Regions from separate parts of the Homo sapiens genome. Here regions 2 and 3 are each linked to region 1. Evidence: chromatin contacts called from ENCODE Hi-C or POLR2A ChIA-PET data. All regions are on one chromosome and are shown on one strand. The core of a region is the stretch at or near the end of the contact, and the rest is flanking DNA. Distances in the headings are between cores, read along the strand shown.

What was found. Hi-C counts contacts between places; a loop is a spot of excess contacts on that map. ChIA-PET counts read pairs that join two places held with the same protein, here RNA polymerase II (POLR2A). Pooled maps may share reads with other maps.
Region 2: a map of naive thymus-derived CD4-positive, alpha-beta T cell shows a loop between it and region 1 (6-fold over the local background). The contact joins the promoter of DSP-AS1 here to the promoter of NRN1 in region 1. A Hi-C loop is called at or near these places in 1 of 168 maps with a recorded cell type or tissue (naive thymus-derived CD4-positive, alpha-beta T cell), 3 of 37 single-sample maps with no recorded cell type and 6 of 50 pooled maps. POLR2A ChIA-PET finds 5 or more read pairs at or near these places in 1 of 52 experiments (activated naive CD4-positive, alpha-beta T cell).
Region 3: a loop to region 1 is called in a map of endothelial cell of umbilical vein, with 8 times the contacts of the local background. The contact joins the promoter of SSR1 here to the promoter of NRN1 in region 1. A Hi-C loop is called at or near these places in 1 of 168 maps with a recorded cell type or tissue (endothelial cell of umbilical vein) and 7 of 50 pooled maps. POLR2A ChIA-PET finds 5 or more read pairs at or near these places in 1 of 52 experiments (K562).

The regions. Positions count from the first base shown.
Region 1 is chr6:6,005,508-6,008,443 of GRCh38, forward strand. It overlaps NRN1 (neuritin 1), which reads right to left and starts at 1,418. Exons shown (of 3, transcript NM_016588.3): 1 at 1,188-1,418. The coding sequence starts at 1,242.
Region 2 is chr6:7,541,683-7,544,618 of GRCh38, forward strand. It overlaps DSP-AS1 (DSP antisense RNA 1), which reads right to left and starts at 1,401. Exons shown (of 2, transcript NR_183331.1): 1 at 1,364-1,401. It overlaps DSP (desmoplakin), which reads left to right. Exons shown (of 24, transcript NM_004415.4): 1 at 1-403. The coding sequence starts at 234.
Region 3 is chr6:7,311,722-7,314,657 of GRCh38, forward strand. SSR1 (signal sequence receptor subunit 1) reads right to left here and starts at 1,478. Exons shown (of 8, transcript NM_003144.5): 1 at 1,321-1,478. The coding sequence starts at 1,399. RefSeq lists enhancers at 642-1,510, 1,511-2,377, 1,714-1,783, 1,794-1,853 and silencers at 934-983, 1,114-1,223.

The DNA.
Region 1 (2,936 bases), core at 168-2,667:
ATTTTAAGGTCTAGAGAACTCCAAACCTTGTTTCCTTCACATTTCTTATGGAAAAAACATATTATGCATTCTCCTTTCTTGCCCCAAACCAATTACCTAAAGCACCCCCTCCCCCAATACTGCAAGGATTTGTCTGCAAAGAATGCCACAGCCTGAACTGATAGGAGGTAACAATTCCGTTTCAGGAGTTTCTTTTTTCCCCCGTGTTGTCCATTCTATTAATAACCTGCTTCACTTTCACTTTTAGGCCACGTTAATTAATGTTCTGACCCAGTGTCGGAGAAGGGGGTTTTCTAGTGCCCTCTTCTATATCTTTTCTTCATTCTGGATGGTAAAAATGTGAACTTTAAAAAGACCCCTGACAGCGTAACTACAACTCAACATTCCTTAACATAAAATGGGGACTAAATAATTCCTTCCATAACCAATCCCAAACAAACAAAAATAACAAACACCCGACATGACATATTCCAAACACTTCTTAACCCTTTCCTATATATAAAATGCAGACACCAATGTGTAAAGTAGCAGGCAAATGCATCTAGAAAAGTATATCTACGTAAATTTGGCTGAATTCATCCTCTTCAATGGTAAGCATGTTAAAATATGTGGTCTGAAGTTCCCTATCACTCTCGATTTGCCCACCAGCCGGGTCTGCGGTGCCCGTGCAAACGCTGCAGCTAGGATATAGGGGGGAGGAGGGGCGGGAGAATGACAAAGTTCTAAATGCAGCAGTCTGAGCCCTGGAATATCTTTGCTTTCAGCACATAAACTTTCCAGTCCTGGCTGCCTAGCCATTTTATTCCTGCATTCACATTTCGACTCTTCAAAATCATATCTTGCAGTATCGCAGGGGCCAGTACATTGCCCCAGAGCGCACCAAACCTGGTATAAACCCAGAAAGGGAAACAAAAATGGATGTGTGCTCAGGAAAAAGGGGGAAAAAAACCGTGTCCAGAAAATGTCCGGCCGCACACATTTCCTGGCGAACATTTGGAATCTATAGCTTTAGGAAAAACCGATCTGGGACGCGCTAGTCCCCAGGAACTGATGCCCCCACCCTCGGGGGATTGCCGGCTTCTCCGCACCCTGGGGCGGCCGCGGACCCGCTAGTCCCCCTCCGCGCCTCGGGCCGGGGCAGGCTGCCTCCCGCCTCCAGCCTCCAGCCGGGCTGAGCGGCCACTTACCTATTTGCACCGCGAGGATCAGTGAAATATATCTGCCGTTCAACTTAAGTCCCATCCTACGTTTAGTCAAACCATTTGCGACCGCAGACCTTTAAATAGTTAGTTTAGAGAACGCGGGGGAAAGCCAAAAAATAGGCATTGCCAACAAGTTCCGGGAGCGACAGAGACTTTATGCACTGGGAAGGCAGAGGGAGGAGAGAAAGAGAGGGAGCGAGGAAGAGACAGAAAGAGAGAGAGAGAGAGAAAGAGAGAGAGAGAGAGAGGCTGAGGGGGGGGGGAGAGCTGGGAATGGTTCACTCCATTAGAAGGGGGCGGAGGAAGTACAGCCTCACGCCCACGAGCAGGCCTGACGTGGGGGATGACACGGAATGATTTTTTTTTTAATATAGACACCTTGGTAGAGAATCGCCATTTATAGTCATCAGAAGCTGGAATTAATCAGATATCTCCAATTAATGTGCGATCTGAACGAAATTTTGCCTCCCGGGGGTGAGCACTTTCCTATTCTAGCGGTCACCCCTGCCTCTTCCTCGTTCCGGGGGCCCCCCAGCCCCGCCGCCTCCCTGCGCAGAACAGGGGCTCCCCCTCCCTTCCCCGCCAGGAGCTGGGGAGTCCTGGCGCGCCCACTCGATTGTTTCAACCTGCTCCCCCTCCTCCATCAGCACCACAGAGAATCCAGCCCGCTCTCTACGATGCAGGGGGGTTTAAAGGAGCGGGAGAGGGAAAAACAGCTAAGCTAGCTCGATTAATTCGAAAGCGCTCCTCGGCCGCCCGCCCCCTGCGCTTGCCTACCCTCTTTTTCTCCAACCCAGCAGCTGAGCTCTGGGCGCAGCCTGGAGCGCGTGAGCACGCAGCCCGGCCCCCCGCACGAGCACACACACACACACACACACACACACACACAAACGCGCGCGCGCACGCCCGCCAGCCGCGCCGAGCGCCCCCATGCCCGCCCGCACACAAGGCACGCGAGCGCGCGCACACGCCCAGGCCCCGGGGGTTTGGTTTGCACACGTGGGGCCCCAGAAATAAACACCGAATGTCCTCTGAATTTTACCCACCTGCGATGCCCCAGCGGGCCAAAGGCCGCTTCAAGGGACACAGCGACACCTGTTTTAGGGGGCGAGTAGGGCACCGGGGAAGGAGCCTCTGATAAGACAGTTTTCGGATACTAGTGATTTACCAACCAACTCTCAGCGCTTTAGGAAATTTCCAAGGCAAGCGCTGGTGTGCGGACTTCTTTCTAATCTTGATGCGCCTCTTGGGCTTATTTGTTGGGCTACACACACACGTACCCACACGCACACACGTACATCACGTACGCACACGCACACCCGGACCCACACACACCTGCACTGTCTTTTGATGCTCAGGCACAGACCCTGTGTAGGTGTAGCCTACCCTGCAACAAAATACTTCTGCAGCTGGCTTTGTGCTAGGTGCAAGCTGCTATCGACGACAGCTTGAGTCAAAACCGAAAAACTAACAGGGCTATTTCCTTTCTAAACGCCTTTAAGCTCTGGTTTTCTTCCTTTCTTCTGCACCAAACAGAAAAAAAAAAAGTCTAAATTGTAGCGTCTTTAATAAAATGCTAAAGAAGGCATTGGCCAGCTTTAATCCTTAAGCCTGTGGAGAGAAAAAAATGAAAACGACCCCCCAAATTTTGCCAAACTACACTAGAGGACGTCAAGCTGTCAAACTGTAGAAATGCACACGGATTAAGGAGAAGCGTTGAATTTGCTTCTACAG
Region 2 (2,936 bases), core at 151-2,650, 1.5 Mb after region 1:
TGCCGCCCTCCGAGCCACAGCTTTCCTCCCGCTCCTGCCCCCGGCCCGTCGCCGTCTCCGCGCTCGCAGCGGCCTCGGGAGGGCCCAGGTAGCGAGCAGCGACCTCGCGAGCCTTCCGCACTCCCGCCCGGTTCCCCGGCCGTCCGCCTATCCTTGGCCCCCTCCGCTTTCTCCGCGCCGGCCCGCCTCGCTTATGCCTCGGCGCTGAGCCGCTCTCCCGATTGCCCGCCGACATGAGCTGCAACGGAGGCTCCCACCCGCGGATCAACACTCTGGGCCGCATGATCCGCGCCGAGTCTGGCCCGGACCTGCGCTACGAGGTGACCAGCGGCGGCGGGGGCACCAGCAGGATGTACTATTCTCGGCGCGGCGTGATCACCGACCAGAACTCGGACGGCTACTGGTGGGTACCTGCCCGGAGAGCGCGGGCTGCGGGGCTCGCGGGACAGGGAGGGACCGTCCTCCTCTGGACGACTGGGAGACTCGGGTCCCGAAGGTGGAAAGGTTTTTTTGCCCCAGGTCCCGAAAGAACTTCCCGGCCGCGCTGGGAGCAGGACCGGGTGTCCTGACGCGTGCGGGGACAGGTTGGCCCCTGTCCTGCGAACAGGGACTCGGTCGTACCTTTCTCCCCTCCCGCGAGCCCGGGCGGGTGGTCAGAGGGGGCGTCGGGCCCGCGCGGGGCTGTCCCCTGCCTGCTGGACACGGCTGCAGCCGCCTTTGTCCCAGCCCGCGAATGGGAGGTCAGGCGAGGTGGGGCTGCGACCACAAAACCCAACCTCTCCAACCGTAATCAAAGTAAAAGAGGAAAGGAGCGGGGCCCCGGTCCTGTCTGGTGGCCGAGTGGTGCTCGGGGCTCCGCAGTCTCTACCGGCTCACCCCCAATCCCCAGTAACCCCGAGACCACGACTGCAACGACTCCTGGACTCCTCGGCCACCCAAGGACGTTTGTATCAAGGCTGCGCGTCCCGGCGGCGCGGGGTCCTGTCCCGAGGAGGCGCTTCGGCTTCCCCTGTCCGGGAAACGAAACTTCCCCGCCGGGGCGGCTGCCGGGCCCGGGTCTCGAAGTTCGGCCGGGACGTGCCTGTTACCTTCGGTCGTCCGCGCCGCAGCCCCCGCGGGCGAGCGCACCTGGGGCCCTGCCTCTGAGCCTTTTGTTTCCTCCTTTTTAAAAACACCGGATGAAAGACCCCAGTGTGCCTTGGATCGCAGAGCGCCGGCCGCATGTCTGCTTTGATCCAGAATGTGTGGGCAGGGGAGTGGGGGGGTGGGAGAGGACGACGCTGGGGGCCCGCCCTGGCCTAGGCGCCCCGGGAAGACCCCCCGGTGAGAGGGTCAGCTTCTCCGGATCCCAGCGGAAACAGACCGAGGGCGTCATTTGGGTGGGTGGGGAAGAGATCCTGTCCCTGCTTTGACCGGGTCTCGGGAGCTGGACTCTAGATGCCCACGTGAGCCGTGCGCGTTTTGCAGCCCGCCCCACCTCCCCGCCCCCTGCTAGTTGTTCCCACGTCGGGCTTTTGGGAAAGAGGCCCTGAGCGCCGGGACGTTATTTACCAGGCGTTGTGGCCCTAGGCCTGGGAGGAGCAACCTGAATGCGCTCCAGGGAGTTTTGTTTTGCAAGCAGTTTTGAAGGCAGGGACTACTCGAGTTGCAACCTGTTTTCTGCTTAGATTCATTTATTTATTTATGGGGCATCCTGAAAATCTATTTTCGCTTTTTTTTTTTTTTTTTTTTTTGAGTTAGCAAAGAATTGTCTCAATCTTGGAGTTCTTTGTTTCCTGAACAAAATGTGTCTGGGGATTTCCAGGGAAAATGTGCCAAGCAATAGAAGGAATGAAAACTTGGGTTTTCATTACATTTGTTTTAAAATTTTGCCAGCCATTTAAATCTGAAATTTAAATTTTCTCCCGCAGTCCTCCAGGATTTGAGATGCACATCCTTTAAATGTGTGGGTTACACACAGTTTAAATCCAAGTCAGAATAGAATGCGAAGGACTCTTTAGTAGCTCTTTTTGGCGTTTTCATGAACCAAGTATTTATTTTGATTATTATTTATAACTATGCTTTTGCTAGCTTGGATTTCTTATCTTTTAAATAGACAATAATCAGTACTATTAATCGAATATTTCACTCCCTTGGCTTCTTATACCTTTTGTAGGGGAGTAAAACTTTAATAAATTAAGTGGTTAATGAACTGCATCAAGGTACATGTTTTATTAGGATTCCCCATTGAAACATTTAATTTTGGGCAGGCTCCATGTTTTTTCCTTGTGTAGTATCATCCCGTGCTCTGTTTTTCCAACTTAAAGCCTACTTACAAACTTGTCAAGTCTCACATCTCTCTGGGAAGGGGAAAGAGACCCAAGTGAAAAATTACCTGACTTTGAGGAAGGATGTTTTTTCTTCTCATTAATGTTGCTCTGCCCGGCAGCAGGGCGTCAAGCTCAGGGCTTGAGTCGGGAGGCGGTCATTCTTTCCGGGGATCCTGGCAATGGAGGTTCCTCTCGAGCCTGACCCAGCCTGCAGTGGTGCTACTGACTACAAAATAGCCCACAAATGCTGACTTCTGCGTTTTCAAATAATAGCGACCGCCTGAAGGCAGGGCATGTCGCAGTTTTTCTGGTGGCATTCTGGTTTTGTGTGGAGGGATATGTTTGGCTGTGGCGTGCACTTTGTAGAAGCAGGGTGCCCTCTGTGCCCAAGGGAGCCACTGCTCTCTGCTAAGTGAATGATGATTAAGAATTTCATAAGTATTTTTCTGACCCGAAGGTTTTCTAAATAAAGGTTTTTGTGGTTTTCTTTTCTTTCTTTCTTTTTTTTTTTTTAGCATGAAAACTAGTATAAAAACTATTGGTTGACTTTAAACTCATTTATTTCAAAAACTGCTACTTTATGGCTGAATTATTAATAGATTGGTGATTTTTGAGATGAGTGTTTTG
Region 3 (2,936 bases), core at 228-2,727, 1.3 Mb after region 1:
ATGAAGTCTAACAGTCTTCATTCAACTGGAAAAACCAAACACAAAAACCGTTTCTCACAAAAAATGTTTACAAGATATTAATTCAGTTTAGATAATGAATTCATGCTTCTTGAAAGTTTTTATAACTTGAAAATAGTTATAAATAGTTCTAAAACTAAAACTACATTTGTCAAGTTTTCTTTTAAAAAGCTTAAAGAGTACCAGCAAACGACTCCTAAAGTAAAAAATCTTGTTAAACCTGCAGATTAACTCATTAACAGTTGTTTAATTCTCCCACTTGGTTTTCTAGCCATTAAACAGAAGCCAGTCACTTCACTTTTCATCGCAAAACAACTCGTGAATACCTGTCACTACCGTTAAGACACACAGCTTGCTTAAACTTACAGAATGAAAGGGATGCTTAGTCAGACTAATTATTTCACTTTACAAATTAGAAAGTCGAAGTTCACGACAAAACCTGTGCAGGAAGTCAAGTTGCCATATTTTTATATTCTGCTAAGTTATTTTCACACTTAATTGCTGGGTTAATTGTTGAAAGAATAAATCTATGTATTAAAAACACTCGAAGTAGGCCACATTTTTTCAGCACAATACGATGTTTCCACAAACAAAAAATTGTTCCATGGAAAGACAAGAAGAGGAAGAAGGCAGAAGGGAGACATCCCACAGGGATTCTTCAGTCTGCTTGGCAGCAGGGGCGGATAACGGGGGTGACGATGGGGTAGTTTTTCTGAAATCAAGCCTCCTAGTAACACATACGGGTCAAGCAGGGCGTGAACAAGGCAGATGACCATTGAACAAGACACTCTGATGGCTTAGATGTGTAGAAAACAAGGGTTTTGGCAAATGAATGAAGACGGACTCCCGGCGTGGAAGCTAAAGACACGTCAGCCCTGAGCGCGAGGGGCTGGGGGTGGAGCGGAGCCGGAGGTGGCCAAAAGAAACAGCCCGGCTGCGGCGCGCTCGGAGCGCAGCCGTGTCCAGCGCCTCCTCCTGCAGCCGAGGACCCTCCAGTTCTGGCCGCTCCTGCAGGCGAGGGTCCAGGGCAAGAGGAGCAAGCCCAGCCCTCGGCCGGCCACGAAGCAAGGTCGCCCGGGCACGGCCCCGCGCTCCGCGTGCAAGGGGCAGGCCGCAGCGGGGTCTCCAGCGCCCGCGGGGACCCCTGCTGCTACGAGCCTAGGCTTGGGGAGAGGGCGGAGAGAGGCCAGCGGGGTGGACGCGGACCCCAGGACCCGGAGCGGCCACCGCCTCCAACTTCAAACTTGCCATCACTGGCATCTCCTTCCTGGCCATCCCCTCCGCACACTCCCCCAGCCTCACCTCTGGGGCCGCCTCGGAACAAGACAGTGGCAGGGAACACGAGTAAGAGAAGCAGCAGCAAGCGGGGGAGGAGTCTCATGGCGCTGCCGGTCCAGTGTCCAGTTTCCGTCGGCTAAGGCTCTCGGCGGCTCCGGCGGTAATGGCGTTACTCTTCATCCGGGCTCCGGGCAGCGAGGGGCGGGACACGTACCGCGCACGGGCCTTTGCCACGCCCCTCCCTGGACCAGGGACCGCCGCCGACGTGGCTGCTCAGCGCGGAGAGGTGGGGAGAGCAGGCCACCGGGAAGTCACGTGGCCGGCTGCTGCCTCTTTGTGGCTCCCGCGAGAGTCCGCCTTCCGCCGCAGTTGCGACCCGGCAGCTTGCGGTTAGCCGTTCTTTCCGCCCAGTTCTTTACTTCCAATTAATTAGCATTGTCAGTGGTTACTTTATTTGAATGACGATCCTCTTGATAACGGCGATGTAAGGAACATGAGCTGCCTTTATGTGGCACTTAAAAGCAAAAAATTTTGTTGGAAGAGAGGACATTGTTCAAAGGAAAAACCATGAAAATACACAGTGGAAAATCTTTGTCCCCTGTCTGCCCACACCCTCTCCCATGGTTAAGTAATGACAATTCTTAAATTATTATTTTTGAGACGAAGTCTTGCTCTGTCGCCCAGGCCAGAGTTCAGTGGCACCATCTCTGTTCACCGCAACCTCCGCCTCCCGGGTTCAAGCGATTCTCCCGCCTCAGCCTCCTAAGCAGCTGGGACTACAGGCGCGCACCACTACGCCCGGCTAATTTTTGTATTTTTACTGGAGACGGGGGTTTCACCATGTTGGCCAGACTAATCTCAAACTCCTGACCTCAGGTGATCCACCCGCCTGGGTCTCTCAAAGTGCTGGGATTACAGGTGTGAGCCACTGCGCCTGGCCAGCAATTCTTAAATTCGTATGTGACATTCCAGAATTATAAGTCACCTAAACAGTGTTTTGGTATGTAGTCAGCATTTGTAACTATACAATAGGTGCAGCAATGGCTGTCCAGTTTTCTTTAGTTTCCTTTTCATCTATTTTGGATTTGAGTTGCTGGAGTAATATAGCAGTTCATGAAATTAATCTGAATATTAAGTAATCTTGGTCTGGACCAGAGTGAGATGTCATAAAGATGAGGAAATAAATCATATGCTTACTATTGTCAATCACCTCCTTAGAGCTGTGCTTTTTCATTTAATTTTCTAAACCTCTCTATGAGCTGGATATTATTTACTGAGGAGAAAACAGACCCAGAGAGGTTAGTAATTTACTCAAAGCTTCAAAACGCTAGCAAACGGCAGATGCAAGATTTGAACAAGGCTATCTGGTTCCAGATTCCATACACTACTGACCTAGGACATTTGCTGTTCTACTCCTGCATTGTTTCCGCTTCAGGTCTCCTTGTCCTGGGGGCTGTAAATGCAGCTTGGACCCACTGCCACCACTACCTACAGTCTGCTAAAGTCACAGCCTGATGGTGCTGGGCTGAATCAACCAAATTCCACTCTGCCAGGCCACCAGTGGCACCGCTGCTGTGTTGCTGCTGCTACTAGGGCGCCCAGCATAAGTGGAGGGCCTCCTCTCACTTTGCTGCTGCCTC